Regions from separate parts of the Homo sapiens genome. Here region 2 is linked to region 1. Evidence: read pairs that join two places in POLR2A ChIA-PET (ENCODE). Cell type or tissue: K562. All regions are shown on one strand. Links, peaks and the distances in the headings refer to the core of each region. The heading gives the core; the rest is flanking DNA.

The links. Peaks named below come from ENCODE experiments on the same cell type or tissue, not always from the same donor. Only the 100,000 strongest peaks of a DNase experiment are listed, where the experiment ranks them.
Region 2: POLR2A ChIA-PET joins it to region 1 with 5 read pairs; 3 of 35 experiments call an interaction of 5 or more read pairs at or near these places.

What each region holds. Positions count from the first base shown.
Region 1 is chr22:21,736,022-21,751,486 of GRCh38, reverse strand. No RefSeq gene overlaps it. Among named protein-coding and RNA genes, the nearest start is that of YPEL1, 8.0 kb to the right of the region's middle. RefSeq lists an enhancer at 4,317-4,486 and a silencer at 15,125-15,465. In K562, for the core only: no CTCF peak of the experiment used is centred there; a DNase peak (open chromatin) is centred at 7,131; H3K27me3 peaks cover 2,942 bases.
Region 2 is chr22:21,872,860-21,888,324 of GRCh38, reverse strand. It overlaps the pseudogene MPPE1P2. Among named protein-coding and RNA genes, the nearest start is that of MAPK1, 13 kb to the right of the region's middle. RefSeq lists an enhancer at 4,741-5,502. In K562, for the core only: no CTCF peak of the experiment used is centred there; DNase peaks (open chromatin) are centred at 6,184 and 6,288; H3K27me3 peaks cover 2,254 bases.

The sequences.
Region 1 (15,465 bases), core at 4,205-9,204:
ACCCAGGAGGTGGAGGTTGCAGTGAGCCAAGATCACGCCATTGCACTCCAGCCTGGGTGACAGAGCGAGACTCTGTCTCAAAAAATAAATAAATAGGAAAACTATGGAGCAATATCTTTTCATGATCATAGATGCAAAAATGCTCAGTAAAATACGAGCAAATAGAAACCAACAATGTATAAAAAGAAGTATAGGTCTTGATCAGGTGGGATTGATTCCTGGTATGCAAATCTGGCTCAACATTCAAAAATCAGGCCAGTTTTACAGGCTCACACTTGTAATCCCAGCATGTTAGGGCTGAGGCAGTCAGATCACTTGAGCCCAGGAGTTTAAGACCAGTCTGGTCAATGTGGCAAAACCCCATCTCTACAAAAAATATACAAACAGCCAGGCATGGTGGCCAGTGCCTGTGGTCCCAGCTCCTCGGGAGGCTGAGGTGGGAGCAACACCTAGGCCCAGGAAGTCAAAGCTGCAGTGAGTGGTGACGGCAAAACTCCACTTCTGCCTGGGAGACAGAGTGAAATCCTGCCTAAAAAAAAAAATCAGGGCCGGGCACAGTGGCTTATGCCTGTAATCCCAGCACTTTGGGAAGCCAAGGCAGGTGGATCACCTGAGGTCAGGAGTTCGAGACCAGCCTGGCCAACATGGCAAAACCTCGTCTCTACTAAAAATACAAAAATTAGCTGGGCGTGGTGGCACGCGCCTGTAATCCCAGCTACTCGGGAGGCTGAGGCAAGAGAATCACTTGAACCCAGGAGGTGGAGGTTGCAGTGAGCCGAGATGGCACCATTGCACTCCAGTCTAGGCGACAAAGCGAGACTCTGCCTCAAAAAAATAAATAAATAAATAAACTATGATCATCACATCAACAGGCTAAAAAAGAAAAATCATATATGATCAGATAGATTCAGAAAGAAGCCAGGCATGGTGGCTTGCAACTGTACTCCCTGCTACTCAGAAGGCTGAGACAGGAGGATCACCTAAGCCCAGGAACTTCAGACCAGACTCAGCAACAAAATCTGACATCCATTCATGGTAAAAACTCCCAGCAAATTAGAATAGAGAGGAACTTTCTTAGCTTGATAAAGAACATCTACAAAACACCCACAGCTAACATACTTAATGGTGAAAAACAAGAAGTTCACCCTCTACAATTGGGTGTCCCCTCCCACCACTCTGATTATACATAGTATTGAAAGAGAAAAACCACCATCCTAGTATATTGTGTCCAATGAAACTGTTTTTCATAATGGAGATAAAATAGCTGGGCATAGTGGTTCACGCCTGTAATCCCAGCACTTTGGGAGGCCAAGGCAGGAGGATTTCTTGAGGCCAGCAGTTTGAGACCAGCCTGGGCAACAAAGTGAGACCTGCCTCTACCAAAAAAAAAAAGAAAAAGGAAAAAAAAATCTCAGCTTGGTTCCACAAGCCCTGTAGTCCCATCTACTTAGGAGGCTGAGGCAGGAGGATCACTTGAGTCTAGAAGTTCAAGACTGCAGTGAGCTATGATGGCACCACTGTACTCCAATTTGAGTGACAGAGGAAGAGCCTGTCTCAAAAACAAAACAAGGCCAGGTGCGGTGCCTCACACTTGTAATCCCAGCACTTTGGGAGGCCGAGGCGGATGGATCACCTGAGGTCAGGAGTTCAAGACCATCCTGGCCAACATGGTGAGACCCCGTCTCTACTAAAAATACAAAAATTAGCTAGGTGTGGTGGTGGACACCTGTAATCCCAGCTTCTTGAGAGGCTGAGGCAGGAGAATCGCTAGAACCCAGAGGCGGAGGTTGCAGTCAGCCAAGATCATGCCATTGCACTCTAGCCTGGGAGACAAAGTGAGATTCTGTCTCAGAAACAAAACAAAACAAAATGCCAGGCACAGTGGCTCACTCCTATAATCCCAGCACTTTGGGAGGCCAAGGTGGGAGGATTGCTTGAGTCTAGGAGTTCAAAGTTGCAGTGAGCTAGGATCGTACCACTGCACTCCACCCTAAGCCACAGAGCAAGCCCCTGCCTCTAAAATATAAATACTTTATTAGACAAGCAAAAACAGAGGGAAATTGTTGCCAGTAGCACTGCTTTATAAGAAATGTTAAAATAAGATCTTTACCAGCCTGGGCAACATTGTGAAACCCCATCTCTACAAAAAATACAAAAATTGGGCATGGTGGCTCACACCTGTAGTCCTAGCTACTTCGGGGCTGAGGCGGGAGGATCACTTGAGCCCTGGAGGCAGAGGTTGTAGTGAGCCGTGATTGCACCACTGCACTCCAGCCTGGGTAATAGAGTGAGGCCCTGTTTCAAAAAAAAAAAAAAAAAAAACTTCTTGAGAGGGAAGGAGAATGGTATAAGATAGAAGCTCAGATCTACATAAACATTTTAAATCCCTGCTCCTCTCTTAAGGCTTCCATTTTTCTGCTTACATCACCCATCTGTTCTTGCCTGTCCCACTTTTTCCATTAGCGCCCTTAGCATACTAATCCTAGGTATTTTAAATTCTCAGTCTGATCATTCCGAAGTCTCTGACATCTGAGTCTGGCTCTGTCAGTTGCTTTGTCTCTTCAAACTGTGTTTTTTTCTTATCTTTTAGCATGCCTTACAATTTTTTGTTGAAAGATGTGATCTTTTGGGTAATAACACTGAGGTGGATAGGCCTTTAGTGTGAAGTTTTTCTGTTTTTCTGGCTAACAGGCTGTGTTTTGCTGTAGATGTCAGAGACTAAAATGTTCTTCAGTGTCTTTGTTTCTCTTTCCCCTATTGTCTTTGTTTTTTCCCTGGAGACTTTTTCTTAAGTGGAGCCTGAGCCTTGGGTTCTTTCAGCAGTGACCCTCTGTATTTTGCGGGAGCCTTGCAGTTGGGGTGCCAAGGTGTGGACAGAGGGGAAGCGCTCTGGAATCCCATGATTAGCTGTCAGTCTTTTAGTAAGCCTGTGTCCCTGGGCTGTGACCTTCACAGGTGCATCTCAGCTTTTTTTGCCCTCTTGGGTAAGTCACAAGGGCCAGCAAGAACCAGAGGGTGTATCCCTTCCCCCGTGTTGGGTAAGGCTCTGGGAGGTCTTCTCTCCTGCTGGCTGGTCTTTGTTGTTGAGAACACTCTAGGAACAATTCAAAATGGTTGCTTTTCCCTTCTCCCTGGTCAAACACCAGGGATTTCCCTCCATTCTTCACTATGAGAACCTGGTGGGGCCCCTTGGAGGTAAAACCAACAAAAGTGTGAGAGTCCCCCTTAGACTGGATCCCCATGAGGTTGTTGGGTGTTTTTGTTTTTGTTTTGAGACGGAGTCTCTCTCCATCACAGTGCAGTGGCACAATCTCGGCTCACTGCAACCTCCGCCTCCCGGGTTCAAGCAGTTCTCCTGCCTCAGCCTCCCAAGTAACTAGGATTACAGGCACCTGCCACCACACCCGGCTAATTTTTGTATTTTCAGTAGAAACGGGGTTTCACCATGTTGGCCTGGCTGGTCTCAAACTCCTGACCTCAAGTGATCCACCCACCTCAGCTTCCCAAAATGCTGGGATTACTGGCGTGAGCCATGGCGCCTGGCCCCCGCAATGAGTTTTGTTTTTGTTTTTGTTTTGAGACAGAATCTTGCTCTGTCGCTCAGGCTGGAGTGCAGTGGTGCTATCTCGGCTCACTGCAAGCTGCACCTCCCGGGTTCACGCCATTCTCCTCTCTCAGCCTCCGGAGTGGCTGGGACTACAGGCTCCCGCCACCATGCCCAACTAATTTTTTTGTATTTTTAGTAGAGACGGGGTTTCACCATGTTAACCAGGATGGTCTGGATCTCCTGACCTCGTGATCCACCTGCCTTGGCCTCCCAAAGTGCTGGCATTACAGGCATGAGCCACCGCGCCCAGCCCCAATGAGTTTTTAACTCTCAAACTCATACAAAATCCGGCCATTCATCTAAGTTGCCATTTAAGGGGTCCTTTAAATCTTCCCCCCAGCTCCTGGCCCTGGTGGTGTCTGCTTCCAGCAAACTGTGATTTCTGGCCTTTGCCTGTCTCTCTGGCTTTTGGGGTGGTGGCTTGTCCTATGGCCTCAGTTCTCTGATGGATCTAAGAAAACCATTGACTTTTCACTTTATTCAGTTATGTTCTTGATGTAAGGGCAGGAGCGATGACTTCACATGTTGGAACTGAAACTGGAAGTCACCCCCATTCCCATACCTGTTACCCAATGCGTTTCCTAACAGATGAATCCAGAAGGTCAGGGTATTCGCTCACTAGGTGTGCTTGGAGAAACCATTAATCCAGTGTCTTGGACAAACCAGAGGACTAGAGGAATATCTTGTATCTGATTTCACATATGCCAACAATGACCACAGTACAGAGGGCCGGGGGCCTGGGGACATATCTGTTGTGAGTGGCCAATAAGAAAAGTCCATTCCAAAACATGTAAAGAATCATGAAACTACAGACACCTTGCCTCCTCCCCAACTGATGGTCAGTGAAAGAAAACTGTCTGCTTACATGAGGAAAGCATCCACTGTTGGTAAACAGGGAAACGCAAATTAAAGATGAAGTGCCATTTTGTATATACCTTACTTTGGTTTTCAGCAAAAGAGAACTTATAAAAGCCAAATGTCCAGCACTTTGGGAGGCCAAGGCAGGAGGATCACTTGAGACCAGGAGTTCAAAACCAGCCTGGGCAACATGGCAAGCCCCGTTCTACAAAAAAAAAGAAAAAAAAAATTTTGTTTTAAATTAGCCAGGCATGGTGGCACACACCTATAGTCCTAGCTACTTGGGAAGCTGAGGCAGGAGGATCACTTGACCCAGGATGTCAATGCTGCAGTGAGCCAGGATCAAGCCACTGCATTTCAGACTGGGTGACAGAGTGACACCCCATCTCTAAAAATAAAAAATAATAATAAAATAAAAATAACCGCCAAATGCCATAAAGGTATAAAGAAATCCATCCCCTTTAGCGTTGTTAACAGCACCGTAGAGGAATACAGTGGGATCTGGAAGATGGAACCGGAGCTAACAAGAAGATGAGTTTGGCTCCGTCATTCCATTCCTGAGATTTTTTTTCTCTTGACAAAAATTCAAGAGGAAACAGCCACATATACAAAGATGTTTATACCAGCATTATTTATAATAGCAAAAATAAGGTGAGTAGCCTTCAATGCCCACATGCCAGCATGAGGGAATGGTCCAGCAAACTTAGCAAGTAAATGCGGCAGTCACTGAGTGTCTCCACATTACCATCCATGCTTCCATCCTCCCTGCGCCATGCAAACGCTAGTCACACGTGTGAATGAGGTAGCCTGTCCACTCCTCTGAAGTTTCATCACCCCGTGTCTTGCCCCACTTGCCAGGAAGTTCCTGGGAAGCACAGTGTATGGCCTGTTCACTCTGGCCTGCCTGGCACCTACCTCAGCCCCTGGTACCAAGAAAGGCTCCGAAGGACAGCTGACACTTAAAATGTGAGCCACAGACCAGCACCATTGTCATCACGTGGTCGTAAATGCAGACTCTCTGTGGGGAGGGGGACATGAGGAGTTGTTATTTAATAGTTACAGTTTCCATTTTGCCATATGGAAAGTGTTTTGGAGATTGGATGTGCACAGTGTGAACACATTTAACGCTGCTGAACTGTACACTTAAAAAAGGCTTAACGTGGGCCAGGTGCAGTGGCTCATGCCTATAATCCCAGCATTTTGGGAGGCCAAGGCAGGACGATTGCTTGAGCCCAGGAGTTTGAGACCAGCCTGGGCAACATAGGGAGACCCCATCTCTACAAAAATAAAAATAAAAAATTAGCTGGGCATAGTGGCACGGACCTGTAGTCCCAGCTACCCGGGCGGCTGAGATGGGAGGATTGCTTGAGCCCGGGAGGTCAAGGCTGCAGTGAGCAGTGATTGCACCTCTGCACTCTGGCCACAGAATGAAACTTCATCCCTTAAAAAAAAAAAAAAAAAAGTCTAAGATGGTAAATTTTATGCTATGTGTATTTTACCACAATTTAAAATAATGGGCTGGATACAGTGGCTCACATCTGTAGTCCCAGCACTTTGGGCGGGTGGATCACTTGAGTCCAGGAATTTGAGAAAAGCCTGGCCAACATGGCAAAACCCCATCTCTACAAAAAATGCAAAAAAAAATAGCCAGGTGTGGTGGTGCACACCTGTGGTCCCAGCTACTCAGGAGGCTGAGGCAGGAGGATCACTTGAGCCTGGGAGGCGAAGGTTGCAGTGAGCGGTGATTGTGCCACTGCACTCCAGCCTGGGCAACAGAGTGAAACCCTGTCTCAAAAATAAATAAATAATACAATACAATACAATGCAGAATCTTTTTTTTTTTTTAAGACAGAGCCAAGATTGCACCACCCAGGCTGGCATGCAGTGGCGCAATCTCCACTTACTGCAACCTTTGCCTCCCAGGTTCAAGCAATCCTCATGTCTCAGCCTCCCGAGTAGCTGAGGAGACCACAGGTATGTGGCACCATGCCTGGCTAATTTTTTTGTACTTTAGTACAGGCGGGGCTTTGTCATATTGGCCAGGCTGGTCTCGAACTACTGACCTCAAGTGATCTGCCCACCTTGGCCTCCCAAAGTGCTGGGATTACAGGCGGGATTACCGTGCCCGGCCTAAAATGCAGAATCTCAGGCCACACCCCAGACTTACCATTTTAGCAACCACATTTTAACAAAATCCCCAGGTGATTCACGTAAGTTTTGAGAAGGCCTGCACATTGGGTGTATAGCTACTCTGTTTTTGTTTGTTTGTTTGCTTGCTTTTTGAGATGGAGTCTGGCTTTGTTGCCCAGGCTGGAGTGCAATGGCACAATCTCAGCTCACTGCAACCTCTGCCTCCTAGGTTCAAGGGACTCACCTGCCTCAGCCTCCTGAGTAGCTGGGATTACAGGCATGCACCACCAAGCCCGGCTAATTTTTGTATTTTTAGTAGAGATGGGGTTTCACCATGTTGGCCAGGCTGGTCTTGAACTCCTGACCTCGTGATCTGCTCACCTCAGCCTTCCAAAGTGCTGGGATTACAAGTGTGAGCCACTGCGCCCAGCTGCTACTCTTAAAATATTGTTTAGGTTCCCATCATGAGTCAACTCTTTCTAATGAACACATATGTTTTGTTTTTCTCCCTCACTGTGGGAGGCTGGTCCTTATCTTCTCTTGGACTCCTTCGTTTGCACGAAAAATGGAGAAATCAAGTGGCAGCTGGCAGACTCCAAGGACAGCACAATGCCATGGCAACCGCTTCCATCAATAACTTAATTTCATCTCTGCTCTTACATCTTTCTCTCCTCAGTTCTAAAGCTGGAAAATTTTTAATTTGGAAAGAACATAAGACGGCTTGTGGTTGCTATGCCAACAGCACCTGCCTGCTTCCTAATGGGCTTTCCAATCATAAAGGAAAGTCTTAGCAAGTCACAGAACTTTAGACTCCAGGGGCTCTGGAGGGCACTCCGCACAGCACGGCCTCTCACTTGGCCGAGGAGACCACTGGCACCCAGGAGGTTAAGTTCCCTGTCTGTCCACAGCAATTCTACTAGCCCGCGCTGAAGTTACACCAAGGCAAGCAGCTTAATTTTGGCCAACCCGAAGGATTTAGGCAGGATTTGGGTGGAAGGCAGGCTGGGCGACCCTTGAGGAGAGTTGCTGTAAGTATCTTTCTACCCCCAAAATCCAGTATATTAGTCAGCTTGGGCTGCTGTAACAAAGTACCACAGACTGGGCGGCTTGAACAGCAGGAATTTATTTTGTCATAGTCCTGGAGGCTGGAAGTCCAAGGTCAAGGCATCAGAAGGGTTTGTTTCTTCTGCAGCCTCTCTCCCTGGCTTGTTGATGGCGTCTTCTCCCTGTGTGCTCACATGGTCATACCTCTGTGCGTGTCTGTGTCCTAATCTGTCTCTCTCTCTCTTTTTTTTTTTTTTTAAGATGGAGTCTCACTCTGTCATTCAGGCTGGAGTGCAGTGGTGCGCTCTCGGCTCACTGCAGCCTCTGCCTCCTGGGTTCAAGCAATTCTCCTGCCTCAGCCTCCTGAGTAGCTGAAACTACAGATGCGAGCCACCACGCCCAGCTAATTTTTGTATTTTTAGTAGAGACAGGGTTTCACCATGTTGGCCAGAATGGTCTCAATCTCCTGACCTTGTGATCCACCCGCCTTGGCCTCCCAAAGTGCTGGGATTACAGGCGTGAGCCACCGCATCCGGCCAATCTCTCTTTTTCTTTTTAAGAGACAGGTCTTGCTCTGTTGCCCAGGCTGGAATGCAGTGGCACAATCATAGCTCACTACAGCCTTGAACTCCTGGGCTGAAGCCATCTTTCCAACTTAGCCTTCCAAGTAGCTGGGACTACAGGCATGTGCTACACACCCAGCTAATTAAAAAAAAAAAAAAAGCCAGGTATAGTGGCTCACACCTGTAATCCTAGTGCTTTGGGAGGCTGAAGTGGGAGGATCACTTGAGCCCAGGAGTTCAAGACCAGCTTGGGCAACATAGAAACTTTTTTTTTTTTTTTTTTTTTTTGAGACAGAGCTTCCCTCTGTCGCCCAGGCTGGAGTGCAATGGCACTATCTGGGCTCATTGCTACCTCTGCCTCCCAGGTTCAAGCAATTCTCGTGCCTCAGCCTCCTAGGTAGCTGGGATTACAGATGTGCACCACCACGCCCGGCTAATTTTTGTATTTTTAATAGAGAGAGGGTTTCACCACGTTGGCCAGGTTGGTCTCAAACTCTCTACCTCAGGTGATCTGCCCACCTTGGCCTCCCAAAGTGCTGGGATTACAGGTGTGGAGCATGGTGGTGCCTGCCTATAGTCCCAGCTACTTGGTAGGGTGAGGTGGGAGGATCGCTTGAGCCCAGGAGGCTGAAGCTGCAGTGAGCCATGATCGTGCCACTGCACACCAGCCTGAGCAACAGAGCAAGACCCTGTGTCCAAAAAAAATAATTTGTTTTAGAGATGGGGGTCTCCCGACTGGCCCTCTCAAAGAGCTGGGATTAGAGGTATAAACCACCATGTCTTGCCTAATCTCTCTCTTTTTTTTTTTTATCTGGAGTCTCGCTCTGTTGCCCAGGCTGGAGTGCAATGGCACAATCTCGGCTCACTGCAACCTCCGCCTCCTGGGTTCAAGCGATTCTCCTGCCTCAGCCTCCCAAGTAGCTGGGATTATAGGCGCCCACCACTACACCCGGCTAATTTTTGTATTTTTAGTAGAGACAGGGTTTCACCATGTTAGTCAGGCTGGTCTCGAACTCCTGACCTCAGGTGATCTGCCGGCCTTGGCCTCTCAAAGTGCTGGGATTACAGGCATGAGCCACCATGCCCAGCCACCTAATCTCTTTTTATAAGGACACTAGTCATATTGGTTAAGGTCCAACCTCATGACCTTAATGTTTTCTTTAAATACTTTCTCTCCAAATGCAGTCACATGTGAGGGACACAGTCAGCCTGTAACACCCAGTCAGACAGGATCCCCTAAGGAGTCTTCAGCCTCCACTGTGTCTCAGCCCTCAGGCGGGTCTGGTTCCACCTCATCAGTCAACACATGCTGTCATTCTGTGCAGGGCTGCAGAGCCTGTGATGGGCACCGACCCTGCAGCAATTTCATGGGCTCCATATTCCTATCCATGCCTGGAATAGGTAGCCTGGTCTGTTCACCCATGTTGGGCTTCGAGTGGATAACCACACAGCCTGCTGGCTGGCGGCTGTTTTTCGATACCGGGGAACACTGTGGGGCAACTCCCTGGTACAAATCTATTTTCTCAGCTCTGGACTTTCACTGAGCCACTGCTGCTATCCCTCAGTCCTGCCTCTTCCCAAGAAATGCTGCCCTGGAAGGAGCTGGGCACCTGGAGGAAGGCTGGCATTTCCTAAGCATGGACCGTGCCTGGCATCTTGGGTCTTAGTTAATCCTCAGCCATCCTGCCCAGTGGCTGTCAGTGACACTCTCAGCACCAGCGATCGGCCGAGAACACACCAAGGCCTCTCCCCAACCCCTGCTCGCATCCTGGGGAGGGGAGGAGAGACGACAATAACCAAGCGAAGGGGAAATATACAGACCAATGCAAGGAGAAGAGAGCATGGAGGGTGCAGTCCTGAGTGTGCAGAGAGAGGGCCCCTGGGACCAGGATGCTGACAGAAGAGGAGCCTTGCAGGGAAGGGAACAGCAAGGGCGTGGGAGCGTCCTGAGAGCAGTCCATGGGGGGACGACAGAGCAAAGGGTTTCTCCTTGCCCAGGGAGAGGGCTGGCCTGCGCACCTGCTTCTGGGAGCTGATCACCAAGTCCTGGAGGTGTCTTGCCAGAGGGAAGTGGCGCTTCGGGTCACACCGAGAGACTGGAGTCTGAGCTCCTCCTCCTGGGCCATCACCCACGCCTATGTGGAGACCCAGTACAAACTCTGGGCCCAGCGCAGTGGCTCACACCTGTAATCCCAGCACTTTGGGAGGTCGAGGTGGGAGGATCACTTGAGGTCAGGAGTTTGAGACCAGCCTCGGCGACATGGTGAAACCCCCGTTTCTACTAAAAAAAATAAAAATAAAAAAAATTAAGGGGGCGTGGTGGTGGGCGCCTGTAACCCCAGCTACTTGGGAGGCCAAGGCAGGAGAATTGTTTGAACCCAGGAGGTGGAGGTTGAAGTAAGCCGAGAGCACACCATTGCATTCTAGCCTAGGCAACAGAGCAACTCCGTCTCAAAAAACAAACAAACAAACAAACAAACAAAAACTTTGTGCTTTGTAGTTGGCTAAACTCTTGCAGGGGCAGTAATAGGAAATGGAGGAGGAGAGAGAGGAAGGAGCCAAATCGCTTCAGCCCATTAATGAACTCTAGCTTTTACCTGGGGCTTTCGAGGAGGTATACATCTGGCTTTTGTTCTCAAAGAATCAGTCAGTGAAGAATAAAGTTAAGGAGGCAAAGTTTGTAATTTGGAGGCGACTTGAGCAATAACAATAATCTAGACAAGAGATGAGAGTGGCTCAGGCCCTGGGTGCTGGTGACAGCAGTGGAAGCCTGGGAACTTGCTGAGGGATTGGACCTGGGATGTGAGGGAAAGAGAGGGGTCAAGGAGGACTCTGAGGATTTGGCCTGTGCCTGAAAAATGGCAATGCCCTTAATTGAGCTGGTGGAGACAGAGGCTTGGTTTGGTATGTGTTGAGTTTAAAGTGTAGACCTCCAAGTGAGACTGCGAGTGGGCAGCTGTAGGTGAGAGCTCGGGGGTCAGAGGAGGGTTTGTGCTGAGGAACACACTTTTTTTTTTTTGAGACAGAGCCTTGTTCTGTTGCCCAGGCTGGAGTGCTCACTGCAGCCTCAACTTCCCAGGTTTAAGCGATCCTCCCTCCTGAGCCCCCCAAGTACCTGGGACTACAGGCGTGTGGCCACCACACTTGGCTAAACACACACACACACACACACACACACACACACAGAGAGAGAGAGGAGGTTTTACCATGTTGCCCAGTCTGGTCTTGGGCTCCTGGGCTCAAGGGATCCACCTGCCTCAGCCTCCGAAAGTACTGCCATTATAGGCATGAGCCACTGTGGTTGGTGAGGAACACACTTGATCAGTAGCAGGCTCCATGTGGTCTTCCACTGCCAATGAGCTTGGTGGAGATCACCTGTCAGGCCAGTGGAGGGAAGGGAGGAGACCTAAGGGCTGAACTTTTGGGGCCTCCAACATCAGGAGGGTGAGGGCAGGTGGGGAAATGGAGGCTGGTGAGGAAGAGAGTGGAGCCCCAGAATCTAAGTGAAGAAAGTGTTTTTAAAAAGCGCCCCACTGTAGGAAATGCTAGTAGGACCATCCAGTAAGGTATAGGCTGAGCCCAGATGTGACGACATGATGTTTTGCGACATGATGTTGGAGCGGTTGGGATGGAACCCTGAGAATGGGAGGTGGGCATGGGAGGCGCCCAGGCCAGGCCCTTCTGTGTCATCTTGCCCTGAAGAGTTGCAGAGCAGGTGGGCATAGCCAAAGAGGGTACGTGGAGCTGAGAGCACGGCTCCTACCCTGATGGGGCAGCCCAGTAAGCCGTGGGGGGCAGGACTAAGGGCGAGCCACGTGTTCATGGCAGCAGGCAGGGCAGATGTTTAGGATGGGATGTTTAGCAGTGGGGGCAGGGAGGAGTCCTCTCCCATCTCTATGTTCTCTGTAAAGTTGGACACAGAGTTAGCAGAGGGGAGGAGGCATGATATCATCTTCCAGGATGGTGGAACCTGCACAGACCCGGAGGTGCAGCAGGCGGAGGGTTTTCAGGAGGACTAGGCTTCCCTAGAAACTGGTGTCCCCAAAGTAAGCAGCCAGCTGCAGTGGTGCGTTTCCCAGTTGGGGGAGGGGGCTGAATTTCTCCAGGACAGGCGAGGGTGGGGTGTGGGAAAGGGGTTAGGGAGGAAGTGGGCATGGGGGAGGGCAGCCCCCAGTGGGAGGGCATGCTGAGGCATGGAGCTGGGACGCTAAAGGGAGGGAGCCCTGGAGCTTGAAGGTGGTGTTCCTGAGTGGGCTGTGGGAAAGTGGATTATAAATGGTGCGACCACAAGGCAGGCGGGGGTGGCAGGCTGCAGGCCTGGCTGATGGTGCTGCCCAAGGCCACCCAGAAGGTCGTGCCTGGGATTTTGTTAATAAAAACAGAGGAGGATAGAAATGTTAGGGCATTGCCCAAAATAAATAAGAGTATGTATTAAATCATGAAACTTTTTGTTCATCCAAATGTGTACTAGATCACAATGTAGACTTTCTTTTACTACTTTTATTGTGGTAAAATATACATAACAAAATTCACCATTTTAACTTTTTTTTTTTTTTTGAGACAGAGTCTCACTGTGTTGCCCAGGCTGGAGTGCAGTGGTTCCATCTCGGCTCACTGCAACCTCCAACTCTTGGGTTCAAGCGATTCTCTTGCCTCAGCCTCTGAGTAGCCGGGACTACGGGCACACACCACCACGCCCAGCTAATTTTTTTTGCATTTTTTTTTTTTAGTAGAGACGGTGGTTTCACCATGTTGGCCAGACTTGTCCTGAACTCCTGACCTCAGGTGATCTGCCCACTTGGGCCTCTCAAAGTGCTGGGATTATAGGCATAGCCACCACACCCGGCCCATTGTAACAATTTTAAGGGTGCAATTCAGTGGCATTCACATTGTTGTACAGCCATTCCCACTACCAATTCCAAATTTTTTTATCACCCCAAACAGAAACGTTGTACAGATAAAATGAAATAGGTCATGTGGTCACGTGGTCATAGTTAACAACACTTGACGCCACCAAGTCCGCGGAAAGATGCTCAACACCACTAATCACGAGGCAAGTGCAAACCAAACCCATCATGCACCAGGCTGGCCACTGTCAAAAAACAGAAAATAACAGTTGGTGAAGATGTGCAGAAACTGGAAGCCTTGTACACTGTTGGAGAGAATGTGAAATGGTGCAGTTACGTTGGGAAACAGTATGTAATCGCCTTAAAAAATTCAACATAGAACTACCATATGATCCAGCAACTTCACTTCTGGGTATATACCCAAAATAATTGGAACCAGGGGTGCCAAGGGATGTTTGTACCATCAAGTTCATAGTGGCATTATTTACAATAGCTAAAGTATGGAAGCAGCAAGCCAGGTGTCCACTGACAGATGCGTGGAGAAACAAAATGTGGTATCTACATACAATGGAATATCATTCAGCCTAAAAAAAGGAAGGAAACTGTGACAGTGCTACACCATCGGTGAACCTTGCAGACATTATGCTAAGTGAAATGAGCCACAAAAGTCACAGTAAGCCACAAAAAGACAAATACTAGATGATTTCACTTATGTGAGGCACCTAGAGCAGTCAAGCTCATAGGGACAGAAAGTAGAATGGGGTGGTGCGGGGCATGGGGTAGAAGGAAACGGGAGTCATTGTTTCTTGAGTCCAGAGCTTTACTTAGGCAAGATGAGTTCTGGAGAGGGATGATGATGATGGTTGCACAACATTATGAATGTATTTAATACCAGTGAACTGTACACTTTAAAATAGTTAAATGGGGCCGGGCGCGTGGGCTCATGCCTGTAATCCCAGCACTTTGGGAGGCCGAGGCAGGCGGATCACTTGAGGTCAGGAATTCGAGACCAGCCTGGCCAATATGGTGAAACCCCGTCTCTACTAAAAATACAAAAATTAGCCGGGCCTAGTGGCGGGCAACTGTAGTCTCAGCTACTGGGGAGGCTGAGGCAGGAGAATCGCTTGAGCCCAGGAGGAGGAGGTTGCAGTGAGCCAAGCTCACACCACTGCACTCCAGCCTGGGCGACACAGCGAGACTCCTGTCTCAAGGAAAAAAAAAAAAAAAAAAAAAAAGGCAACATCCAGCCACAATCTAAGTTATGAGTCAGGTGTACATTTAGCGACTTGAAGAGATCTTTACATACACAGTGGGTTGCAGAAAACAAGAGAATACGTCCAGAGGACGCTGATAACAATGTTATATACATTGTGACCTCAATAGAGGTTTTGTTGTTTTCTTGGTTTTTTTCTTTTCTTTTTTTTTTTTTTTGTTCAAGAGGAAGGGTCTCGCTCTGTCACCCAGTCTGGAGTGCAGTAGCGCGATCATGGCTCACTGAGGCCTCGACCTCCTGGGCTCAAGTGATCCTCCCGCCTCAGCCTCACAGGTAGCTGGGACTACAGGTGTGCACCACCATGCCTAATTTCTTTCTTTTTTTTTTTTTGGTACAGTGTCTCACTATGTTGCCCAGGCTGCTCTTGAACTCCTGGGCTCAAATGATCCTCCTGCCTCGGCCTCCCAAAGTACTGGAATTACAGGCGTGAGCCACCACACCCAGCCTTCAAATATATATATTCAAATAATACATATCTATTTTCAAATAATATATATTTTTTTAAAGAAGGGATACGGAACCAAGAAAACAGTGACATTAGAGGCGTGGGGGTGGCGCAGGCTGCCGGGGCGTCGGGAGCACTACCCAGAGGAAGGGGCTTTCTGTAGGGTCTGACGCGGCAGTCCTGGAGCAGAGCGAGGGGCCAGACGCAGACCCGGGGGGTCCTCCGTGGCGAGGGGGTCCTAGGGGGTTAGGTCCTTGGGTTCAGAGAGGGTGGTGGGGACGGGACAGCACGGACGACCGCATTCTGGGGACCCGGCCGCGGAGGGGTCCGGCCAAGGCGGGCCCTGGTCAGGCGCACACAAGCTCGCCTCGGCCTCCACGTCCGTCCCCTACAACGCGGCCGACCGCGCGGACGGGCGGTACGTGCACGGCGCTGGACGAGGAGGCTGCGCGCAAGCTCGCCTCAGCCTCTGGAGCTGCGGGCCCTGCACGCCCTCGGCCCATCCCCGCGAGCCGGAGGAACGAGTGACCACCACCGCCAGCCCCGCCGGCCGAGTGTCCCTGCCCAGCCAGCCTGCGTCCGAGCGCGGCGCTCCTCGCGGAACCCGCCCCTGCTCTCGCCCCGCCCCGCGCGGCCCCGCCCCCGTGTCCCTCGGCCCTTACAGGCTGGCTCCGAGGCCGCGCCCGGCGGGTCAGCCA
Region 2 (15,465 bases), core at 4,163-9,162, 140 kb before region 1:
ACAAAGCTGCAAAGGCAATTCGATGGACTAGTCTTTTCAACATATGGTATTGGAACAATTGGACCTCCATAGGCAGAAAAATGATCCTCAATCTAAAGCCTCATATCTTATGCAAAAATTAACTCAAAATGGATCAGAGACCTATATGTAAAATGTAAAACTGTAAAACCTTCATAATAAGACATAGACTGGGCATGGTGGCACATGCCTGTAATCCTAGAACTCTGGGAGGCCAAGATTGGAGGATTGCTTGAGTCCAGGAGTTTAAGACCAGCCTGGGGAACACAGTGAGACCTCATTTCTACAAAATATACAAAAATTAGCCAGGCATGGTGGTGTACACCTGTAGTCCCAGCTATTCAAGAGACTGAGAGGGGAGGATTCCCTTGAACCCAGGAGGTCAAAGCTACAGTGAGCCATGATTGTGCCACTGCACTGCAGCCTGGGTGATGGAGTGAGACCTTATCTCAAAAAAAAAAAAAAAAGGAAAAGAAAGAAAGAAAACATAGGAGATACCACTACACACATCTACTAGAATAGCTAAAATAAAAAATATTGACAATGCCATAAGTGGGGAATATAAAATACACCATCACTCTGAAAAACAGTTTGGCAAGTTTTTTTTTTTTGTTGTTGTTGTTTTGAGACGGAGTTTCACTCTTGTCATCCAAGCTGCAGTGCAATTGCACGATCTCGGCTCACTGCAACCTCCACCTCCCAGGTTCAAGTGATTCTCCTGCCTGAGCCTCCTGGGATTACAAGCAACTGCCACCATGCCCAGTTAATTTTTGTATTTTTAGTAGAGATGGGACTTCACCACATTGGCCAGGCTGGTCTCCAACTTCTGACCTCATGATCCACCCACCTCAGCCTCCCAAAGTACTGGGATTACAGGCCTGAGCCACCGTGCCCGACCAAGTTTTTGTTTTGTTTTGTTTTGTTTTGAGACGGAGTCTCGCTTTGTCGCCGAGGCTAGAGTGCAGTGACGTGATTTTGGCTCACTGCAAGCTCCGCCTCCCGGGTTCACGCCATTCTTCTGCCTCAGCCTCCCAAGTAGCTGGGACTACAGGCGCCTGCCATCACGCCCGGCTAATTTTTTTGTATTTTTAGTAGAGATGGGGTTTCACTGTGTTAGCCAGGATGGTCTCGATCTCCTGACCTCGTGATCAGCCCGCCTCGGCCTCACAAAGTGCTGGGATTACAGGCGTGAGCCACCGCGCTGGGCCTTTTTTTTTTTTTTTTTCAATAAAGTTACCATATCATCCAGCAGTCCCACTCCTGAGTGTTTACTCTAGAGAAATGAAACTTATGATCATATAAAAACCTATACATAAATGTTTAGAGCAGCTGTATTCATAACCGCCCCAAACTGGAAAACAACCAATGTCCTTCCATTGCTGAAAGGATACACAAATTGTGTGGCTGGGCGCGGTGGTCCATGCCTGTAATCCCAGCACTTTAGGAGTCCAAGGCGGGCAGATCACGAGGTCAGGAGATCAAGACCATCCTGGCCAACATGGTGAAACCCCGTCTCTACTAAAAAATACAAAAATTAGCTGGATGTGGTGGCACACACCTGTAGTCCCAGCTACTCGGGAGGCTGAGGCAAGGGAACTGCTTGAACCTGGGAGGTGGAGGTTGCAGAGCCGAGATCATGCCACTGTACTCCAGCCTGGGTGACAGAGTGAGACTCTGTCTCAAAAAAAGAAAAAAGAAAGAAAAAAAAGAAAAAAGAAAGAGAAAAAAGAAAGAAAAAAAGAAAAGGAGTCGTGCTCTTAAAGAGGAGACACAAGAGAGATCAGCTGTCTCTTGACCATGTGAGTATATGTGAAACGGCAGCTGTCTGCAAGCCAGGAAGTGGGCTCTTAAGAGATACCAGGTCATCCAGTGCCTTGATCTTGTACTTCCCAGCCTCCAGAACCATGAGAAATCAATGCTTGCTGTCTCAGCCACCAGCGTATAGTATTTTGTGACAGCAGCCCAAACTAAGACACTTTATAATTCCATATATATATATTACATTCTTGAAAATACAAAACTATAGTGATAGCAAACAGACCAATGGGTTGGTTGCTAGGGTTTCAGGGTAGGGGAGAATATGACTATAAAGGGACAACACAAGGGAGTTTTTTGGGTGGAGGATGGTGATGAAGTCTTGTATAGCTTTATTGTAGGGATAGTTACTAACTCTATACATGTGTTAAGACTCAGAACTTAATCCCAGCACTTTGGGAGGCCAAGGCAAGGCAAGTGGATCACTTGAGACCAGGAGTTTGAGGTCAGCCTGGGCAACATGGTGGAATCCGGTCTCTGCAAAAAAATACAAAAATTAGCGGCAGTTCCCGGGTCCCTTGGCCACTGAAGCCACCCTGCCCTGGTGAAAGGGCTCCCGCACCGCCCGGTGCTCCCCATCTGCCTGGCATTGTGCGCAGAGCTGGAAAGCATGGCTATTATAAATGAATTCTGATTTTGGGGAGCAGATGCCAACTTAGAGCCTCGTACCAATCTCTCTGTCTTTAAAAGATGAGGTGACTTGGTGATTTTCCTGGAAAATTATAGGTGCCCAGCTAAGACCTGAATGCCATCACCCTCCCCAGGGCTCTGCAGTTTTCTCGTGGTGAACCCTTGATGGATTTGTTGTTGCTTGAGAAATGGCGATGATCGAATTGGGGTTTGGAAGACAGAATTTTCATCCATTAAAGAGGAAGAGTTCATTGCTGTTGAAACTCATAGCTGTTGTCTTTGCTGTGCTTCTATTTTGTGAATTTTTAATCTATTACTTAGCGATCTTTCAGTGTAATTGGCCTGAAGTGAAAACCACAGCCTCTGATGGTGAACAGACCACACGTGAGCCTGTGCTCAAAGCCATGTTTTTGGCTGACACCCATTTGCTTGGGGAATTCCTAGGCCACTGGCTGGACAAATTACGAAGGGAATGGCAGATGGAGAGAGCCTTCCAGACAGCTCTGTGGTTGCTGCAGCCGGAAGTCGTCTTCATCCTGGGGGATATCTTTGATGAAGGGAACTGGAGCACCCCTGAGCTGGTGTCTTGCTCTGTCACCAAGGCTGGAGTGCAGTGGCGTGATCTCAGCTTACTACAACCTCTGCCTCCCTGGTTCAAGTGATTCTCCTGCCTCAGCCTCCTCGAGTAGTTGGGATTACAGGCACCCGCCACCACACCCAGCTAATTTTTGTATTTTTAGTAGAGACAGGTTTCATCATGTTGGCCAGGCTGGTCTCAAACTCCTGACTTCAAGTGATCCGCCTGCTTCAGCCTCCCAAAGTGCTGGGATTATAGGCGTGAGGCACCGCGCCTAGCCATCTAACTTTAAATGTTATTTGTTAAAGTGGAATCTTTGTAAATGTATTCAAGGACTCTATCCAGCATATTTCCTTAAATTTTGCCAGATTTACAACATTTAGGATAAAGTTGGTTACTATCTAGAATAGAGGTTTTTTTTGTTTTTTTTCCCTACCCTAGGGTGTTTGTACAATTGATATTTTTAGCTTTATAAAAATAAGAGCTCCCTCTCCCTCTCCCTCTCCCCTCTTTCCACGGTCTCCCTCTGATGCCGAGCCGAAGCTGGACTGTACTGCTGCCATCTCGGCTCACTGCAACCTCCCTGCCTGATTCTCCTGCCTCAGCCTACCGAGTGCCTGCGATTGCAGGCGCGCGCCGCCAGGCCTGACTGGTTTTCGTATTTTTTGGGTGGAGACGGGGTTTCGCTGTGTTGGCCGGGCTGGTCTCCAGCTCTTAACCGCGAGTGATCCGCCAGCCTCGGCCTCCCGAGGTGCCGGGATTGCAGACGGAGTCTCGTTCACTCAGTGCTCAATGGTGCCCAGGCTGGAGTGCAGTGGCGTGATCTCGGCTCGCTACAACATCCACCTCCCAGCAGCCTGCCTTGGCCTCCCAAAGTGCCGAGATTGCAGCCTCTGCCCGGCCGCCACCCCGTCTGGGAAGTGAGGAGCGTCTCTGCCTGGCCGCCCATCGTCTGGGATATGAGGAGCCCCTCTGCCTGGCTGCCCAGTCTGGAAAGTGAGGAGCGTCTCTGCCCAGCCACCATCCCATCTAGGAAGTGAGGAGTGCCTCTTCCCGGCCGCCATCTCATCTAGGAAGTGAGGAGCGTCTCTGCCCGGCCGTCCATCGTCTGAGATGTGGGGAGCGCCTCTGCCCTGTCGCCCCGTCCAGGATGTGAGGAGCGTCTCTGCCCGGCCGCCCGGTCTGAGAAGTGAGGAGACCCTCTGCCTGGCAACCGCCCTGTCTGAGAAGTGAGGAGCCCCTCCGCCCAGCAGCCGTCCCGTCTGAGAAGTGAGGAGCCCCTCCGCCCGGCAGCCACCCCGTCTGGGAAGTGAGGAGCGTCTCCGCCCGGCAGCCACCCCGTCCGGGAGGGAGGTGGGGGGGTCAGCCCCCCGCCTGGCCAGCCGCCCCATCCGGGAGGTGAGGGGCGCCTCTGCCCGGCCGCCCCTACTGGGAAGTGAGGAGCCCCTCTGCCTGGCCAGCTGCCCCATCCGGGAGGGAGGTGGGGGGGTCAGCCCCCCGCCTGGCCAGCCGCCCCGTCCGGGAGGGAGGGAGGGGGTCAGCCCCCCACCCGGCCAGCCGCCCCGTCCGGGAGGTGAGGGGCGCCTCTGCCCGGCCGCCCCTACTGGGAAGTGAGGAGCCCCTCTGCCCGGCCAGCCGCCCCGTCCGGGAGGGAGGTGGGGGGGTCAGCCCCCCGCCCGGCCAGCCGCCCCGTCCGGGAGGGAGGTGGGGGGGTCAGCCCCCCGCCCGGCCAGCCGCCCCGTCCGGGAGGTGAGGGGCGCCTCTGCCCGGCCGCCCCTACTGGGAAGTGAGGAGCCCCTCTGCCCGGCCACCACCCCGTCTGAGAGGTGTACCCAACAGCCCATTGAGAACGGGCCATGATGACAATGGCAGTTTTGTGGAATAGAAAGGGGGGAAAGGTGGGGAAAAGATTGAGAAATCGGATGGTTGCCATGTCTGTGTAGAAAGAGGTAGACATGGGAGACTTTTCATTTTGTTCTGTACTAAGAAAAATTCTTCTGCCTTGGGATCCTGTTGATCTGTGACCTTACCCCCAACCCTGTGCTCTCTGAAACATGTGCTGTGTCCACTCAGGGTTAAATGGATTAAGGGCGGTGCAAGATGTGCTTTGTTAAACAGACGCTTGAAAGCAGCATGCTCGTTAAGAGTCATCACCACTCCCTAATCTCAAGTACCCAGGGACACAAACACTGCGGAAGGCCGCGGGGTCCTCTGCCTAGGAAAACCAGAGACCTTTGTTCACTTGTTTATCTGCTGACCTTCCCTCCACTATTGTCCTGTGACCCTGCCAAATCCCCCTCTGCGAGAAACACCCAAGAATGATCAATAAAAAAAAAAAAAAATTAGCTGGACATGGTGTTACATGCCTATAGTCCTAGCTACTAGGGAGGCTGAGGTGAGAGAATCCCTTGAGCTTAGGAGGTCAAGGCTGAAGTGAGCCATGATCATGCCACTGCACTCCAGCTTGGGCAACAGAGTGAGACTCTGCCTCAAAAAAAACACAAACCAAAAACCAAAAGACTAATAGAACTACTACTGTGTACATTTTAAAAGTCAGTTTTACTGTAAGTTAATTCATTTTTTTAAATTAAGAACAGTTCTCGACCGGGCACGGTGGCTCACGCCTGTAATCCCAATACTTGGGAGGCTGAGGCAGGTGGATCACCTGAGGTCAGGAGTTCAAGAACAGCCTGGCCAACATGGCGAAACCCTGACTCTACTAAAAGTACAAAAATTAGCCAGACATGGTGACAGGCACCTGTAATCCCAGCTACTCAGGAGGCTGAGGCAGGATAATTGCTTGAACCTGGGAGGCAGAGGTTGCAGTGAGCTGAGATCACGCCATTGCACTCCAGCCTGGGTGACAGTGCAAGACTCCCTCTCAAAAAAAACAAAAAACAAAAAACAAAAAAAACTAGAAAATACTATAAGTAGAAATGGTGATTAGATAGGGTGGGCATGCAACCTAGCATGCCAGTGAAGCATGAGGGGAAGACTGCTGCTGCTGGGGGGCTTCTTACTCCTGAGGAGGCTCCCAGAGGGACAGTCCCTTTCTGCCTTTGAATAGTGTGGTACCACGTGCTGTCTGGATCCACTACAGCCACCTCCCGACTTGCTTGAGGATAATGCCAACACAGAGAGGAGGGCAGTGCCTCAAAAAGAGCAGAGAAGAGGAGTCAGACCCCTACCTGTGTTAGATGAGAAAGCATGTGCCTTTACTGTTTGTACCAACTGAGTTTGGCCAGAACCAAAGTTGTGTCCTAGTTGAGCACCTAGGACAGAATATTGAAGGAGGTGCTCACTCTCGGATGCTGATGCTACACTTGCCAACCCTGAGAGTGAGCATCTCCTTAAATGTACACCCCAGGTGCCTCACTCAGCTCACCCTGGTCCTGTTCGTGTTTGACTTAGGGCTTTTTGGACTTACAGCTGAAAGATTCTAACTGGTAAGGGGAGGACACACTAGAATTTAAGGAATGGGCAGATAAGAGGAACCCCGAAAAGGAGATAAAAGGCAGCTGCTCTTATTTGGGCCAAAGCAATGTTATATAATATCAATGCCAGGGGCCACCCCAGCCTAATATTAAAGGAATTGTCTTCCAAGTTTGTAGTAGTAGTTGTATTATTTTCATGATTTTCCAAAGAGTGTTACTGCATCTCTCTTTTTTTTTTCTCTCTCTCTCTCCCTCCCTCCCTCTCTCTCTCTCTTTTGAGACGGAGTCTCGCTCTGTCACCCAGGCTGGAGTACAGTGGCACGACCTCGGCTCATTGCATGCTCCGCCTCCTGGGTTCATGCCATTCTCCTGCCTCAGCCTCCTAAGTAGCTGGGACTACAGGCGCCCGCCACCACGCCCGGCTAATGTTTTTGTATTTTAAGTAGAGACAAGGTTTCACCATGTTAGCCAGGATGGTCTTGATCTCCTGACCTCGTGATCCGCCCACCTTGGCCTCCCAAAGTGCTGTGGTTACTGGCATGAGCCACCATGCCCAGCCTCTCTCTTTTCTTTTCTTTCTTTTCTCTTCTCCTCTTTGCTTTTCTCTATCTCTCCTTCTTTCTTCTTCTTCTTTTTTTTTTTTTTTAAAGTGTTGCTCTGTTGCCGAGGCTGGAGTGCAGTGGCATGATCTCAGCTCACTGCAACCTCTGCCTCCCAGGTGCAGGCAATTCTCCCTGCCTCAGCCTCCCATGTAGCTGCGATTACAGGTGCCTGCCACCACGCCCAGCTAATTTTTAGTGTTTTTAGTAGGGACAGCGTTTTGCCATGTTGGTCAGGCTGGTCTCAAACTCCTGACCTCAGGTGATCTGCCTGCCTCTGCCTCCCAAAGTGCTGGGATTACAGGTGTGAACCACTGCACCCAGCCTTTTTTTTTTTTTTCTTTTCTTTTCTTTTTATGAGACAGTGTCTCGGCTGGGAACAGTGACTCACACCTATAATCCCAGCACTTTGGGAGACCAAGGCAGGATTGCTTGAGCCTAGGAGTTTGAGACCAGCCTGGGCAACATACCAAGATCTTGTCTCTACAAACAATAAAAAAATGAGCTGGGCATGGTGGCACACACCTGTAGTCCCAGCTACTTGGGAGACTGAGGTAGGAGGATGGCTTGAGCCCAGGAGGTTGAGGATGCAGTGAGCCTCAATCATAGCTCACTGTAACTTGGAACTCCCAGGCTCCAGGGATCCTCCACCCTCAGCCTCCCGAGCAGCTGGGACTATAGGCATGCACCACCACAGTCAGCTAATTTTTTTAAAAAATTTTTTCTGTTTTTTTTCTTTTTGAGATGGTGTCTCTCTCTGTTGCCAGGCTGGAGTGCAGTGGCATGATCTTGGCTCACTGCAACCTCCGCCTCCTGGTTTCAAGCAATTCTGCCTCAGCCTCCTGAATAGCTGGGACTACAGGCGCACGCCACTATGCCCAGCTAATTTTTGTATTTAGAGTAGAGACGGGGTTTTGCCATGTTGGCCAGGATGGTCTCGATCTCTTGACCTCGTGATCCGCCCACCACAGCCTCCCAAAGTGCTGGGATTACAGGCATTAGTCACCGTGCCCGGCCTATTTTTTGAATTTTTTTAGAGACAGGGTCTCACTTTGTTGCCCAGGCTGGTCTCAAACTCCTGGCCTCAGGCAATTTTCTCACCTCTGCTTCCTAAAGGGCTGAGATTGCGGGTGTTAGCCATCATGCTCCTGGCCTGTTACTGTATTATTTCCTTTCTGGTTGAAACCTTTTTTTTTTTTTTGAGAGACAGAGTCTCACTCGCCCAAGATGGAGTGCAACGGCCCAATTTCGGCTCACTGCAACCTTTGCCTCCTGGGCTCAAGTGATTCTCCTGCCTCAGCCTTCCAAGTAGCTGGGATTACAGGCACCTGCCACCACGCCTGGCTAATTTGGGTTTCACCATGTTGGCCAGGCTGGTCTTGAACTGCTGACCTCAAGTGATCCACCTGCCTCAGCCTCCCAAAGTGCTGGGATTATAGGTGCTAGCCACTGCACCTGGCTTCCCGACTGAAACCTTTTTTTTTTTTTAAATGGAGTCTCACTCGTCGCCCAGGCTGGAGAGCAATGACGCGATTTCGGCTCACTGCAACCTCTGCCTCCCAGGTTCAAGTGATTCTCCTCGCTCAGCCTCCTCCAAGTAGCTGGGATTACAGGCATGCACCACCACGCCCAGCTAATTTTTGTATTTTTAGTAGAGACAGGGTTTCACCATGTTGGCCAGGCTGGTCTCCAAACTCCTGACTTCAGTTGATCCGCCCTCCTCGGCCTCCCAAAGTGCTGGGATTACAGGTGTAAGCCACCGCGTCCGGCCATCTGACTGAAATCTTAGTAGAATGTCTGCTAATGTTCTAATAAAGCACTTAGTAGGATGTTTGTTAATTTTAAACTTCGTATGATTGTTCATTTGTTAAACTGTGCTGTGATCAGAGGATTTGACCTCAACAATTTTTGCTTATTTGGATTTATTAAAAAATTTTGTGGGCCAGGTGTGGTAGCTCATGCCTGTAATCCCAGCACTTTGGGAGGCCGAGGTGGGCAGATCACCTGAGGGCTGGAGTTGGAGACCAGCCTGGCAAACATGGTGAAACCCAGTCTCTACTAAAAATACAAAACTTAGGGCGTGGCAGTGGGTGCCTGTGATCACAGCTACTTGGGAAGCTGAGGCAGGAGAATTGCTTGAACCAGGGAGATGGAGGTTGCAGTGAGCTGAGACCGTGCCACTGCACTCCAGCCTGGGCAACAGAGCGAAACTACATCTCAAAAAAAAAAAAAAACAAACAAACAAATTTTGTGGTCCAGTAAAGGATAAGTTGTTGTCAATGTTCCAGAGATACTGGGAGTGGTGGTGATGTATTTTATGTAGGTGGAGGACACAGCGTAAGTTTTTATACCTTACTAATTCTGCTGTTTAGCTCATCTTTATTTTTGTTTATATGTCACAGTCTGATAATGGTATATCATATTTTACTATAATTATAGTTCACTGCAGCCTCAAACTCCTGAGCTCAAGCCATCCTTCCATGTCAGTCTCCCAAGTAGATAGGACTGCAGATGCATGCCACCACACGTGACTAATTTTTAAAACTTTTTTTTTTTAGAGAGGGGCTTCGCTACATTGCCCAGGATGATCTGTAACTCCTGGCCTCAAGAAATCCTCCTGCTTTGGCCTCCCAAAACACTGGGATTACAGGTGTGAGCCTCTGAGCCCAGCCTATAACTGTGTTTCTATTAGCTGTGTTCCTATAGACTTTTTTTTTTTTTTTTTGAGACGGAGTCTCGCTCTGTCGCCCAGGCCGGACTGCGGACTGCAGTGGCGCAATCTCGGCTCACTGCAAGCTCCGCTTCCCGGGTTCACGCCATTCTCCTGCCTCAGCCTCCCGAGTAGCTGGGACTACAGGCGCCCGCCACCGCGCCCGGCTAATTTTTTGTATTTTTTTAGTAGAGACGGGGTTTCACCTTGTTAGCCAGGATGGTCTCGATCTACTGACCTCATGATCCACCCGCCTCGGCCTCCCAAAGTGCTGGGATTACAGGCGTGAGCCACCGCGCCCGGCCGACTTTTTTTTTTTTTTAAAGAGACAAGATCTTGTTATGTTGCCCAGGCTGGAATGCAGTGCATATTCACAAGCATGATCATATGGCACTACAGCTTCAAACTTCCAGTCTTAATAGTCTTAAGTGATCCTCCAGCCTCTGTCTCCTGAGTAGCTGGGACGATAGGTATGTGCCACCACACCCGGCTCTGCTTCTTGTTTTGTGTTGTTATGTTATTTGGTGCCTTTAGTTTCACAATGCCTTTTTTTTTTTTTGAGACAGGATTTTGCTCTGTTGGCCAGGCTGGAGTGCAGTGATGTGATCATAGCTTACCGCAGCCTCTAACTCCTGAGCTTAAGGGATTCTCCTGCCTCAGCCTCCTGGATAGCTGGAACTACAAGTGTGTACCACCACACTCAGTTAATTTTTTAATTTTTATTTTTGTAGAGACAGAGTCTTGCTATGTTGACCTGGCTGGTCTTGAACTCCTGGCCTCAAGTAATCCTCCCACCTCAGCCTCTCAAAGCAGTGGGATTACAGGTGTGAGCCACCATGTCCAGTAACAAAGCCTTTTTATATTATATATATTATTAGTATACATACTACTAATATGTATATATATGCATATACATACTATATATATACACACACATAAATAGGCATATCTTTTTAAACAACAGTATATATTCAGTTTGCTTTTTGATGTGATCTGAAGTTTTAATATTTTAAATAGTAATTTTAGAAGTTTACATTTTTACTTGTTTACATTTGGCTTGTTATACGTAATCTAACCTTTGCTCATCTAATTTTCTAATTTTCTGGTGTTTTGATATTCTTGTTTATAATTTCTTGCCATTTCTTTTTTTAATTTACAAATGTGAGGAAAGTATCTAGTATACTTCCTAAGACTCTTGATTTTTGCTGTATGAATTACGTTGTTCCTTTCGTCTCATGTAATGAATTATAAGGTATACATAAGGCTTTTTACACTGAAAAATTATATGAACTTATATATTTTTTTAAATAACTTTTATCCTCATGTTACATAAAACAAAGACATAGTCTCTGGCTTTTCTATCCTCTTTCTTCTCCCCTGGTTTCCACTGCATAATCTCAGGTTTAAAACCCTATTTTTAAAGATCTTCGTTCTCAACTTTTTATTTTGCATTTTGTTTGTTACCATAGCAACAATTATTTCAACTTATCAGTATCAGTCTCTACTGAGTGGTGTTTTTATTCCGTTATCTCTCTATCTTTAGCTAGTTTCAAGGCTCATTGCCAGTTCTTTTCTCTCATTTCATCATTCATGAGTTTCTGATTCATGTCTCACAATTTATTGCACAGTTCTGAGCAATTTCTGCAGAAAAATGAGTTAATTGGGTAGTGCATTAGTCAGAACTCTTATGGCTTTAAGTGACAGAAACCTAAAGTTCAGGCTTAGCTATATACAGCCTCAAACTGCAGCAGGAAGGAATTGTCTTCATCTCTGTCTTCCTCTCGGAGGGTGTTTCTTGCATCGTGGCATGTCTGGCCACAGACTCACATTCACTTCCCACCACCCCAGCAAAAAGGGAACACCTTTTTCCTAATAGTTTCTGCAAAAGTCTGAGCTGAATATCATTGGCTTGAATCAGGTCACATGCCCATCCTTTGAACCAATGTCTGTGTTCTGATTAGGGAGCCCTGGGTCACATGGTTCTCTTGAACTTGGGGATGAGGCCAGCCCTTCAAACTACATGAGTGCAGAAGGGACAGGTCACCAAATAAAAACTGGGTTGGCCAGGCATGGTGGCTCATGCCTGTAATCCCAGCACTTTGGGAGGCCGAGGTGGGCAGCTCAACTGAGGTCAGAAGTTTGAGACCAGCCTGGCCAACGTGGTGAAACCCCATCTCTACTAAAAATACAAAAATTAGCTGGGCATGGTGGTGAGTGCCTGTAATCCCACCTACTTTGGAGGCTGAGGCTGGAGAATCACTTGAACCCCGGAGGCGGAGGTTGCAGTGAGCCAAGATTGTGCCATTGCACTCCAGCGTGGATGACAAGAGCAAGACTCCATCTCAAAAAAAAAAAAATCTAGGTTGCTGCTACCAGAAGGAGGAGTCAATGCTGGGTAGATGTCCATTGTTTTCTAAGATTCTGCAGATCTGTGAATTATTGCCACCGTATTGAGTCAGTAAGAAAGACATTCAGGTAGTCGGCCTTATGCTTAGATGGTAGCTTAGTTATTGTCTTACCATGTTCCAGAGGCTAGTTCTCCACTGTGTTTCCAGAAACTTGTTGTTGTCGGAGCTAGATGATTGTTCCCTCTGGGCCTGGCTCATGCTAACCTGACTCAGTAGAGACCGATGAGACTAAACCCCATCTTAGAATGAACAGTCATTGCCATAGGACCCAAATGGGGTTGTCCTCTGGTCAGGGAACTTTCCCCATCAGAAAATCACAAGTGAACCCAAACTCTAATCATAAGGTTGCTTAGTGCCCATGGAACTAGGCAAGAGGCGCTCTCTGGAGAAAATTAACAGTCAGACGCATCATCCCATAACAGTGTGGTAGTTTTAAATGTCCACCAATGCTGGAATAGCGCAGAGACAACATGTTACAGGGAGGGAGACTGATACATGCTAAAACCAAAAGACACGAGAGTACTGAGGGTAGATTAGCATGGCTGGTGCGTGGAAAGCAAGGGTCAGGGAGAGAAGAGGAGATTAGGGTGGAGAGGTAGCCAGCAAAGCTCTCACTCTGAGTGTGATGGGGAGCCACTTAAGAAGGAGAGGGACAGGCTGGGTGCAGTGGCTCACGCCTGTAATCCTAGTACTTTGGGAGGCTGAGGCGGTGGATTGCCTGAGCTCAGGAGTGCGAGACCAGCCTGGGCAACACCTGTCTCTACTAAAATACAAAAAATTAGCTGAGCATGGCGGCATGCACCTGAAGTCCCAACTACTTGGGAGGTTGAGGCAGGAGAATTGCTTGAACCTGGGAGGCAGAGGTTACAGTGAGCCAAGATTGTGCCCCTGCACTCTAGCTTGGGCAACAGAACAAGACTCCACCTCAAAAAAAAAAAAAAAAAAAAAAAAGAAGGGGAGGGACAGCCAGTCGTGGTGGCTTATGCCTGTAAGCCTAGAACTTTGGGAGGCCAAAATGGGAGGATCATTTGAGGCTAGGAGTTTGAAACCAGCCTGGGTAACACGGTGAGATCTTGTCTCTACAAAAACTTTTAAAAATTAGCCAGGCATGGTGGTACGTGCCTGTAGTCCTGGCTACTTGGGAGGCTATGGCAGCAGGATGGCTTCAGCCCAGGAGTTCAAGGCTGCAGTGAGCTATGATTATACCACTGCACTCCAGCCTGGACAACAGAGCAAAACCCTGTCTCCTAAAAAATTAAAAAAAAAAAAAAGAAGAAGAAGAAGAGGAGGAGGGACAGTCAGATTTGTTGTGGAAAGATTGATCTGGGTTTAGGAGAAAGAAATGGCTGGGCGTGGTGGCTCCTGCCTGTAATCCCAGCACTTTGGGAGGCCGAGGCGGGCGGCTCATGAGGTCAGGAGATCAAGACCATCCTGGCTAACACGGTGAAACCCTGTCTCTACTAAAAATACCAAAAATTAGCCGGACGTGGTGGCAGGTGCCTGTAGTCCCAGCTACTCGGGAGGCTGAGGCAGGAGAATGGCATGAACCCGGGAGGCAGAGCTTGCAGTGAGCCGAGATCGCGCCACTGCACTCTAGCCTGGGCGACAGAGCGAGACTCCATCTCAAAAAAAAAAAAAAAAAAAAAGAGAAAGAAACAATTGGACCAGGGCACACTGAAAGCAGAAAACTTAATTAAGGATATTGTGGTAGCCTTGGTTAGAGAGTTGACACAACACATGAACCAGCAGAGTGGCACCGGGGATGAAGTGGTGACATTTAAAACAGTGCTTCTCAGCCAGGCACGGTGGCTCATGCCTGTAATCCCAGCACTTTGGGAGGCCGAGGTGGGCGGATCACCTCAGGTCAGGAGTGCAAGATCAGCCTGGCCAACATGGCAAAACCCTGTCTCTACCAAAAATACAAAAATTAGCTGGGTGTGGTGGTGGGCACCTGTAATCCTAGCTACTCAGGAGGCTGAGGCAGGAGAATTGCTTGAACCAGGGAAGCAAAGGTTGTAGTGAGTTGAGATTGTGCCACTGCACTCCAGCTTGGGTGACAGAGCAGAACTTCATCTCAAAAAAAAAGTAAAATAAATAAAAACAGTGCTTCTCAAAGTTTAACATGCATATCAATCACCTGGGTATCTTATTAAAATCCTGATTTTATTCAGGTTGGGTCTGAGATGCTGCATTTCTAACAAACTTGTGAATAATGCTGATGCTGCTGGTCTGGATACCACTTTTATTGTTTTTCGAGACATACTTTTTTTTGATGTTTGTCGATGTCTTGCTCTGTCTCCAAGGCTGGAATGCAGTGGTGCAATCACGGTTCATTGCAACCTCGACCTCCCAGCTAAGCTGATCCTCCCATCTCAGCCTCCTGAGTAGCTGGGGCCATGGGTGCCACTACGCTGGCTAGTTTTTTGTTTGTTTGTTTTTTTGAGATGGAGTTTTGCTCTGTTGCCTAGGCTGGAGTGCAGTGGCACGATCTTGGCTCATTGCAACCTCCGCCCCTCCTGGGTTCAATCAATTCTTGTGCCTCAGCCTCCTAAGTAGCTGGGATTACAGGGGTCTGCCACCATGCCTGACTAATTTTTGTATTTGTATTTTTTTTTTTTTTGAGGAGTCTCGCTCTGTCACCCAGGCTGGACTGCAGTGGCACTATCTCGGCTCACTGCAAGCTCCACCTCCCAGGTTCACGCCATTCTCCTGCCTCAGCCTCCCTAGTAGCTGGGACTACAGGCGCCCGCCACCACGCCCAGCTAATTTTTTGTATTTTTAGCAGAGACGGGGTTTCACCGTGTTAGCCGGGATGGTCTTGATCTCCTAACCTCGTGATCCGCCCGTCTCGGTCTCCCGAAGTGCTGGGATTACAGGTGTATTTGTATTTTTTTTTTTTGAGATGGAGTTTTGCTCTTGTCACCCAGGCTGGGGTGCAATGGCATGATCTTGGCTCACCGCAACCTCCGCCTCTCAGGTTCAAGTGATTCTCCTGCCTCAGCCTCCTGAGTAGCTGGAATTACAGGTGCATGCCACCACCATACCCAGCTAATTTTTGTATTTTTAGTACAGGCAGGGTTTCAACATGTTGGCCAGGCTGGTCTTGAACTCCTGACCTCAAGCGATCCACGCCACCTCGGCCTCCCAAAGTGCTGGGATTATAGATGTGAGCCACCACACCCGGCCACACCTGGCTAGTTGTAAAATTTTATGTAGAGATGGGGTCTCCCTATGTTGCCCAGTCTCAAACTCCTGAGCTCAAACAATCCTCCTG